2 separate regions of the Homo sapiens genome follow, and region 2 is linked to region 1. The links are chromatin contacts, found by Hi-C or POLR2A ChIA-PET in ENCODE. All regions are on one chromosome and are shown on one strand. Each heading gives the region's core, a stretch centred on a gene start or an enhancer-like site at or near the end of the contact. The rest is flanking DNA. Distances are from core to core; before and after follow the strand shown. Region 1 holds the start of FAM151B (family with sequence similarity 151 member B). Region 2 holds the start of RASGRF2 (Ras protein specific guanine nucleotide releasing factor 2).

The links. Hi-C counts contacts between places; a loop is a spot of excess contacts on that map. ChIA-PET counts read pairs that join two places held with the same protein, here RNA polymerase II (POLR2A). Pooled maps may share reads with other maps.
Region 2: a map of endothelial cell of umbilical vein shows a loop between it and region 1 (2.9-fold over the local background). The contact joins the promoter of RASGRF2 here to the promoter of FAM151B in region 1. A Hi-C loop is called at or near these places in 1 of 168 maps with a recorded cell type or tissue (endothelial cell of umbilical vein) and 6 of 50 pooled maps. POLR2A ChIA-PET finds 5 or more read pairs at or near these places in 1 of 52 experiments (activated CD4-positive, alpha-beta T cell).

Annotation. Positions count from the first base shown.
Region 1 is chr5:80,486,152-80,489,905 of GRCh38, forward strand. It overlaps FAM151B (family with sequence similarity 151 member B), which reads left to right and starts at 1,949. Exons shown (of 6, transcript NM_205548.3): 1 at 1,949-1,997. The coding sequence starts at 1,973. It overlaps FAM151B-DT (FAM151B divergent transcript), which reads right to left and starts at 1,795. Exons shown (of 3, transcript NR_172938.1): 1 at 1,627-1,795. RefSeq lists enhancers at 1,553-2,054, 2,055-2,554 and a silencer at 2,219-2,513.
Region 2 is chr5:80,958,323-80,962,076 of GRCh38, forward strand. It overlaps RASGRF2 (Ras protein specific guanine nucleotide releasing factor 2), which reads left to right and starts at 2,041. Exons shown (of 27, transcript NM_006909.3): 1 at 2,041-2,704. The coding sequence starts at 2,417. RASGRF2-AS1 (RASGRF2 antisense RNA 1) reads right to left here and starts at 2,585. Exons shown (of 4, transcript NR_105015.1): 1 at 2,459-2,585. RefSeq lists an enhancer at 2,144-2,865.

The sequences.
Region 1 (3,754 bases), core at 699-3,198:
GGTGGAGGTTGCAGTGAGCCGAGATCGTGCCACTGCACTCCAGCCTGGGGGAACAGAGTGAGACTTCATCTAAAAAAAAAGAAAAACAAGTTTTTTAAAAAAGACCTGTACTGCAATCAATGCCATCAAGAAAGTGAAAAGACAATCTGCACAACGGGAGAAAATATTGCAAATATTTGCAAATTACCTGTTAAGGGACTTGTATTGAGACTATATAAAGAATTCTCACAATTGAAATGAGCACAGGATTTGAGAAGACATTTCTCCAAAGGAAATATATAAATGACCGATAGCACCTGAAAATATGCTCAATATTATTAGTAGGGAACTACAAATCAAGATAATGAGGTAGTACTTCATATCTACTAGGATGGCTATAATTTAAAAAACATAACAACAAGTACTGACTGGTAAGGATGTGGGGAAATTGGAATCTTCATACATTGCTGGTGGGAATGAAAGATGGTACAGCTGATTTGCAAAACTGGCAGTTCCTCACACAGTTAAACAGTTACTATATGAACAAGTAGTTCCACTCCTAGGTATGTACACAGATATGCACACAGGAATGTATTCATATACGTCCACACAAAACTTGTCCATGAATGTTCACAGCAGCAGCATTCATAAAAGACAAAATGTAGAAACAACCCGAATGTCCTTCAGCTGTTGAATGGACACACATAAAATGTGGTATTTACAAACTGGAATTTATTCCAGCATAAGAAGGAAGGAAGTACTGATACATGCTAAAACATGGGTGAATTTTGAAAACATGCTAAGTGAAAGAAGCCAGTTACAAAGATCATACATACAGTCTGTGATTCTATTTACATGAAATTCCAGAATAGGCAAATTCATGAGACAGAAAGTAGATGAGTTGTTGCCTGGGGGTAGGAAGGGGGTAAATGGAGAGTGATTGCTTTGGAGTGATGAAAAATATTTTATCTGAAAGGCTGGGCAAGAATAACTCCCCTTTGTATTACGTGTCAGGTGATGTTAGTTATCCTAACTCTACCACTGGCAGATTGAGTTTTTTGGTCACAGAAGCTGAAAATGGCAGAGCTTTGTTGTTAATTCTGATCACTAGTTTGGCTTCAAAAAGTAATGAGTTAAGGAGGGCTAGAAAGACAGTGGATGGGAGGACCCAGTTGCTGAGAGCGTTTTCTGAGTGAACACTGGTAGAGAGACAGAAGGGGAGAGAAAACTTCAAGTTATCAGCTCGGTAACTTTGTACAAAAACTTATTTATTTATTTATTTATTTATTTGACAGTCTAGCTCTATCGCACAGACCGGAGCGCAGTGGAGCGATCTCGGCTCTCTGCAACCTCCACCTCTCCGGTTCAAGCCATTCTTGTGCCTCAGCCTCCCGAGTAGCTGGGATTACAGGCGCGCGCCACCACGCCAGGATAATTTTTTAAATTTTCAGTAAGGACGGGTTTTAACCATGTTGGCCAGGATGGTCTCGAATTCCTGACCTCAAGTGATCCGCCCACCTCGACCTCCCAAAGTGCTGGGAGTACAGGCCTGAGCCACCGTGCCCGGCCAGAAACACTGATTTTTATCAGTAATGATTCCACACCCTTTTAGGATATTACTAACATTTAAAAGAAAATATACCCAACTGTTGAAATTCGTGCTCCACTCCAGCAACTGCTTTCAATCGGAGTTCCATCCTCCGCCGCAGTATGCCCTAACGCAGCGTTATCTTCAGAGCTACCACCAGCTTCCGAAACCTTTCGGAGGAGCGCTTCGCCACCACCTGCACGGCGAAGCGGCGCGTAAACGAACCTCGAACGCCAGCCTTTGCGCCTGCGTGCCGCGGCTCCGTTTGGTTCCGCTTCGCTGGCGCCCGCCGGGCTCTTCCCCCGCCGAGGCCTGTGGTTTGTGGAGTCGAATTTCCCTGCCACCAGTGCCCGGTTAGCAGGGGCGCCAGCCTGGGCGCCTGCGCGGACGGCGGGCGTCGTCACCATGGCAGCATCCGCTGGAGGCCCAGGTAAGCGCCGAGCGCGCGGCCTCTGCCTGGAGGTGGGGCGCTTTGAGAGGCTCCGCCGGCCGTACCCTCCCTTTGCGGGCTCCCGCGGTCTTCCTTGCTAGGGACCTGGGAGCGCGCCGCGCAGAACCGGGCGGCTGGGCTTGGAGCCCGCTCTGCACTCGGGGCGCGCCCGCGATCGCCTGGCAAGGACCTTGGTTTGCCGGGTGGGCTCTAAGGGACAGGCGTTAGGGGAGGTCGAGAATGGCAGGGTCAGTGTCTTTTGAGGTCTGGGTTGGAAAGAAAGGAATGTGACGTTTCCCTAATCCTTAATTTCAGCCGACCGTATGGGGGCGGTCTGGGTCAGTAGGTTCCTCTTTGAAAGCTGGGGGAGGTTTGGGAATGCGGACTGGGCCGGGCCCGGCATAGTCCCGCTGCTGAGCGCGCTGCCTGGAAAGCTGGCAGAGTGTGCGGCTCGCTTGATTCCCCTTGGAATCAGGTGCTTCAACTCGCGGGACAGCAGTTCCGCTCTTGAAGGTTACAGTATCTTTTCTGTAAACTTAAGTAGTGGCATGAGACAACGTCAGTGACGCGTTCTTTCTTCAGTTTAGATTTTTTTCCCTAATTGTAAAAATAATACACGCTTTCACCATTCTGACTAGCAGGCTGTATAAATACAGGTTCTCTTCTGAATCGATGCACAGTTTACAGAATCTTGGAATAAAATGTGTGTGTAAGCGAAAAATGTCCAGGTCCTGATAAATGCCATTATAGAACATTTATAAAGTATATTAGTATAGGGAAATAGGAAAAAAAAATCCCCCAAATGCTGATACCCACAGGCACCACTACTAACTTTTTGGTATTTTCTAACAACCCTGACTCTTAAAAATAGAGTTAAGGTCATGGTAAACATAATTTTTAAAATCCTGCATCTTATACTATCCCATGTCACCAAGGTTTTTATAAACATAATTTTGAATGACTGAAGTGTTTTATACAATTATATTGTATACAATTATATTGTAATTAACCAGTCTCCTAATGTTGAACGTTAATCAGTCGTTTCCTGTTTTGTTTTGTTTTGTTAGAATTCATTCTGTAATGAACATTTTTGCATTGTTCTTCCTCAGTTATGTTTTTGGTTTGTTTTTATCCTGGACACGATTCTTGTAACTGAAATTACTGGATCAAAGGATGTGAACTTTTTTCTCTCTCTCTTTTTTAAGATCTGTGCTAAACCTCCGTAGAACATTTTTTCAGACCAGAGTTTTCCTTTTTTAACCCTTGTGCTCTTCTCAGTATAAATCCTTTTAATGCCTAGTTTTCCTAAGAATCCAAACAAATCTGGGACAAAGCTCACACTCAAGACTTACACCATTCTCACTCACAGGCTGTATAAATCCAGATTCTCTTCTGAATCGATGCAAGGTTTACAAAATCTTGGAATAAAATGTGTGCACAAGTGAAAAATGTCCAATTGCTGACAAATGCCATTTTTTAAAAAACAAATTTTTGGGCCGGGCGCGGTGACTCACGCCCGTAATCCCAGCACTTTGGGAGGCCGAGGTGGGCGGATCACGAGGTCAGGAGATCAAGACCATCCTGGCTAACACAGTGAAACCTCGTCTCTACTAAAAATCCAAAATAATTAGCCGGGCGTGGTGGCGGCGCCTGTAGTCTCAACTACTAAGGAGGCTGAGGCAGCAGAATGGCGTGAACCCGGGAGGCGGAGCTTGCGGTGAGCCAAGATTGCGCCACTGCACTCCAGCCTGAGCAAC
Region 2 (3,754 bases), core at 791-3,290, 470 kb after region 1:
CGTTAGAAGGTTTGACTACTCATGGCAAAATAGTTTTTGTGCTGATTTCACACTCTTACTGGTTTCTACTAAAAAAATGGAGCTTATCAACCACACAGGTGTCTACTCACTTACGGTTCTCACAGCTGGGATTGGACCACAGAGAAAGAAATAAAAGGCCTCCTGAGGCAATCACCAGCTCCTCTGCATCTAGAATCTGGCTCCAAAATGTTGCCTGCATTTACTTACTGTCTCTGTACTTGTGTCTTCTCTGAAGAACAATGCAAACTTCCAGCTGGGTTAAACCCAATTTAGCACAGCACTGTCCTTTAGATATTTTTAAAAACGTAAAGAGAAATGACCACTGTTCTCACGCTGTAATTTCAAAATGGCAATTTCCCTACTATATACTTGTTAAAAGTGAAAATTTTTTAAAAAGGTAAAAGGAAAAAAAAACCCCACTCAGCTGCTCAGTGAGGCAGAGTTAAAATATTCTGCAGAAACAGCACTTATGAAACAGGCAGAACCCCTGGGGCTACCAATTCATGAACACACAACTGGCAGTACAAGACAGGTGTATTGTCGTAGACTCATCACCCAGAAAAGCATTATTATTTACTTTTAACAATAAACATTTTATGATGGCACTCCGTTTTAGTGATAAATGACTGGGGAAAATAAAAAATGTGTATAGCAGAATCAAATATAGGCCCTCCCCGGGGGTTTCACTGGCTTTCTCTCACAGCTGCTGGCTACATTATTTCTTTTCCACTTACATTTTTACAGCATGGGGTTGGGGCGGGGGGGTGGCTCTTGGTTTTCTGGTTGTACCTGTCAGATTTGTTAATCAAATGAATCCAGTCCTACAAACGATGAGCCTGTGACAGCTGGCCTTTGGGGTTGGATTCTGCCCTGGGCAGCAAAGTGTCCCTTATTTGGGTATTTTTTTCCAGGTTGAAAACTCGGCACTTAAAATTTAGCATCTTACCACTGTGAAATAACAGGCATTCCGAAAGAACTTCGGCATCTGATGCCTTTCCGGGAACACTTGGGCCACTCTCCTTAACCTTTACCGGCAGTTTTAAATACTACAATGCAGGTACAAGCAGAAAAGCCAAGGATGCGGGCTATGCAAAGCCACTCTGTGACTCTACCTACTGCCATGGGAACGTACTTATGGATGTGGCATGTGAGTGTGTGTGTATGTGTGAGTGGGTTTGTGAAAGTGTGTGGATTCGTGCGAATACGTGTGTGAGTGCTTTGTGTGTATTTTTGGATGAATTTGTGAATGTACATGTGTGTTCATCTGTGTGTGTGTTTGATTATCTGCTTATGAGTCTGTATGATTGTGAACGTGTGAGTATATGTGTGCTGTTTGTGTGACTGTATGAGTGTAATGTGTGTATGAATGTATGTTTGAATGTGGGTTTGAGTGAATGTGTGGGTTGTGTGTGAATGTGTGTGTAAGTGAGCATATCACTGCGTGCATGTGTGTAGCTCCTTAAGTGTGTATCTGAATGTGGGTTTTATTTTTGTGCGCGGGAACGCACATTGTGGGTGTATTTGTCTATATGCATTTGTGCGTTGTGACTGTGTGTTGAGTGTGAGCGTTGTGAGAATGTGTATTTGTGTGTCATGAGTGTGTGCGCGTGTGTTTTTGTGCATATGTGCGCGCATTGTGTTTGTGTGCATTTGTGAGTGTATTTTTGTGCGTCTGAGTGTGTGCATTGTGGATCTGGGTGAATGTACTGGTCTGCGTGTGTGTGGGTGTGCGTGTGTGTGTGCGCGCGTTGTGCGCGAGTGTGCGAGCGCGTGTGAGCGGGTGTGTGGTGCGGCCGGGCGCCTCCACCTCCCTGATCCGCCCCATCCCGGCGGGCGCCCGAGCAGAGGCAGCGGCCCGGGCCGGGGCGGGCGAGGGAGGGACGCGAGCCGGGGCAAGCGGGCTGCGCCACCGCCGGCGCCGCGCCGACTTTGCCCTTTAAATCGGTCTCCAAGCCGATTACAGCTGAGCTCCCACGTGACGTTTTACCTTCTGTCTCCCGGAGCGCGTTGCCCGAGGACAGTCCTTCCCCGGCTGCCGCCCCAGCCCGCCGCGGGGGCTCGGCTCCCGCAACTTTGGGCGAAGCGGCGGCCGGCTCGGGCGCCCTCGCGGGGCCGCGCTCCACGCGGGCGTTGGGGGCTTGGGGGGCTCCGGGGGCTCGGCCGGGAGGGTGGTGGTTAGGGCGGAGAGCGTGCCTCGGCCCCAGCCCGCGCCCCTGCCACCGCGCGCCGCGGCCTCCCGAAAGCGGGCGGGGTGCCCTGCGCGCGGCGTGGGGAAAGGGGGCGCCCTTCGCCGGCCGGGACCTGAGCGGTCGCGCCCTCGAGGGAGCCAGCTGGGCCATGGCCGCGAGGCAGGGGTGAGACCGGCGGCCACCCGTGAGCCCTCCGCACCCGCACCATGCAGAAGAGCGTGCGCTACAACGAGGGGCACGCCCTGTACCTGGCCTTTCTGGCGCGCAAGGAGGGCACCAAGCGCGGCTTCCTGAGTAAGAAGACGGCCGAGGCGAGCCGCTGGCACGAGAAGTGGTTCGCCCTCTACCAGAATGTGCTCTTCTACTTCGAGGGCGAGCAGAGCTGCCGCCCGGCGGGCATGTACCTCCTGGAGGGCTGCAGCTGCGAACGAACGCCCGCGCCACCCAGGGCCGGCGCCGGGCAGGGAGGCGTCCGAGACGCGCTGGACAAGCAGGTACCGCGCGCCTTCTCTCCGCGGTCTCCCAGCCTTGATCGCCGCACTCCCTTGCCGTCCTAATCCGGGGATCAGGGGTCGGGGGTCGTGAAAGAGTGCGGGGACTATGCTCCGAAATCCCCCCGCGTCACCAGTGGCGGGACATCTCCACGCTCCTTCCGATCTTCATCCAGGGATTCTCCCATCTCCATACCCCTCCACCCCACTGCCAAGTGATCAGTCAGAATAGTGGCCCGACTTGCTTTCATTACCCTGGTAGAGGTCGAGTCGTTTCAGCTTCTCTGCCAACCATCTATTGCTTCTCTAGACCTGGCTCGCCAGATTTTTGTCTGGTGACATGTATTGACACCTGTTGGGTGTAGATTGGCAAGACGGAACTAACTTATTTGGAAAAGTTTGATTTCTGCCATACCCGGCTGGCGCGTGTAGATTTCTTTGCCTGCAGATGTTTGACCACTGGTTGGGCTGGGAACAAGCGGGGCTCCCAAGCCGGACAGACACTTTCTGTTGGTCATTTTCAATCAGTCTTTGTGATTTCGGTCAGTTGGCCTTGCTAACATTTGACCTGCTGGGTGTAATTATGAAGGTAAATGTGTATTCATATTCCTCAGGATTAATATTTGGTAGCCACATTCTTGCTATGTTTAAAAATGTGGGCATTTTTAAAGAACGCTTCTGTACTTTTAAATGAATGCTTTGAAAATGAATGCGACCTTTTAATTCTGGGTCATAATTTTATTAGTTTTGCTGTGTGCTCATGGTCGCGGGGTGGGGGAGAAAAACCCTTTAAGTCTTAGTGATCCCAGCCCCTCATTCCTGCAAACACAAAGTTTGTATGTTTCCAATCACCGTTTGGTTATTAAAGTTAAAGCAGACTAATTTTATGCCCCTAATGTTCTCATTTAGCTTCTCAATCCCCACCTTGATATGAAAAAGGCTGATTGTTTTTGCTGTTGCGTAAAAATATTCGCAGCTGAATTTTCCATGTGAGTTCAGATCAGACAGCATCTACCGCACACCACAGAGGCTGTGGGAGGTGCTAGCAATGGA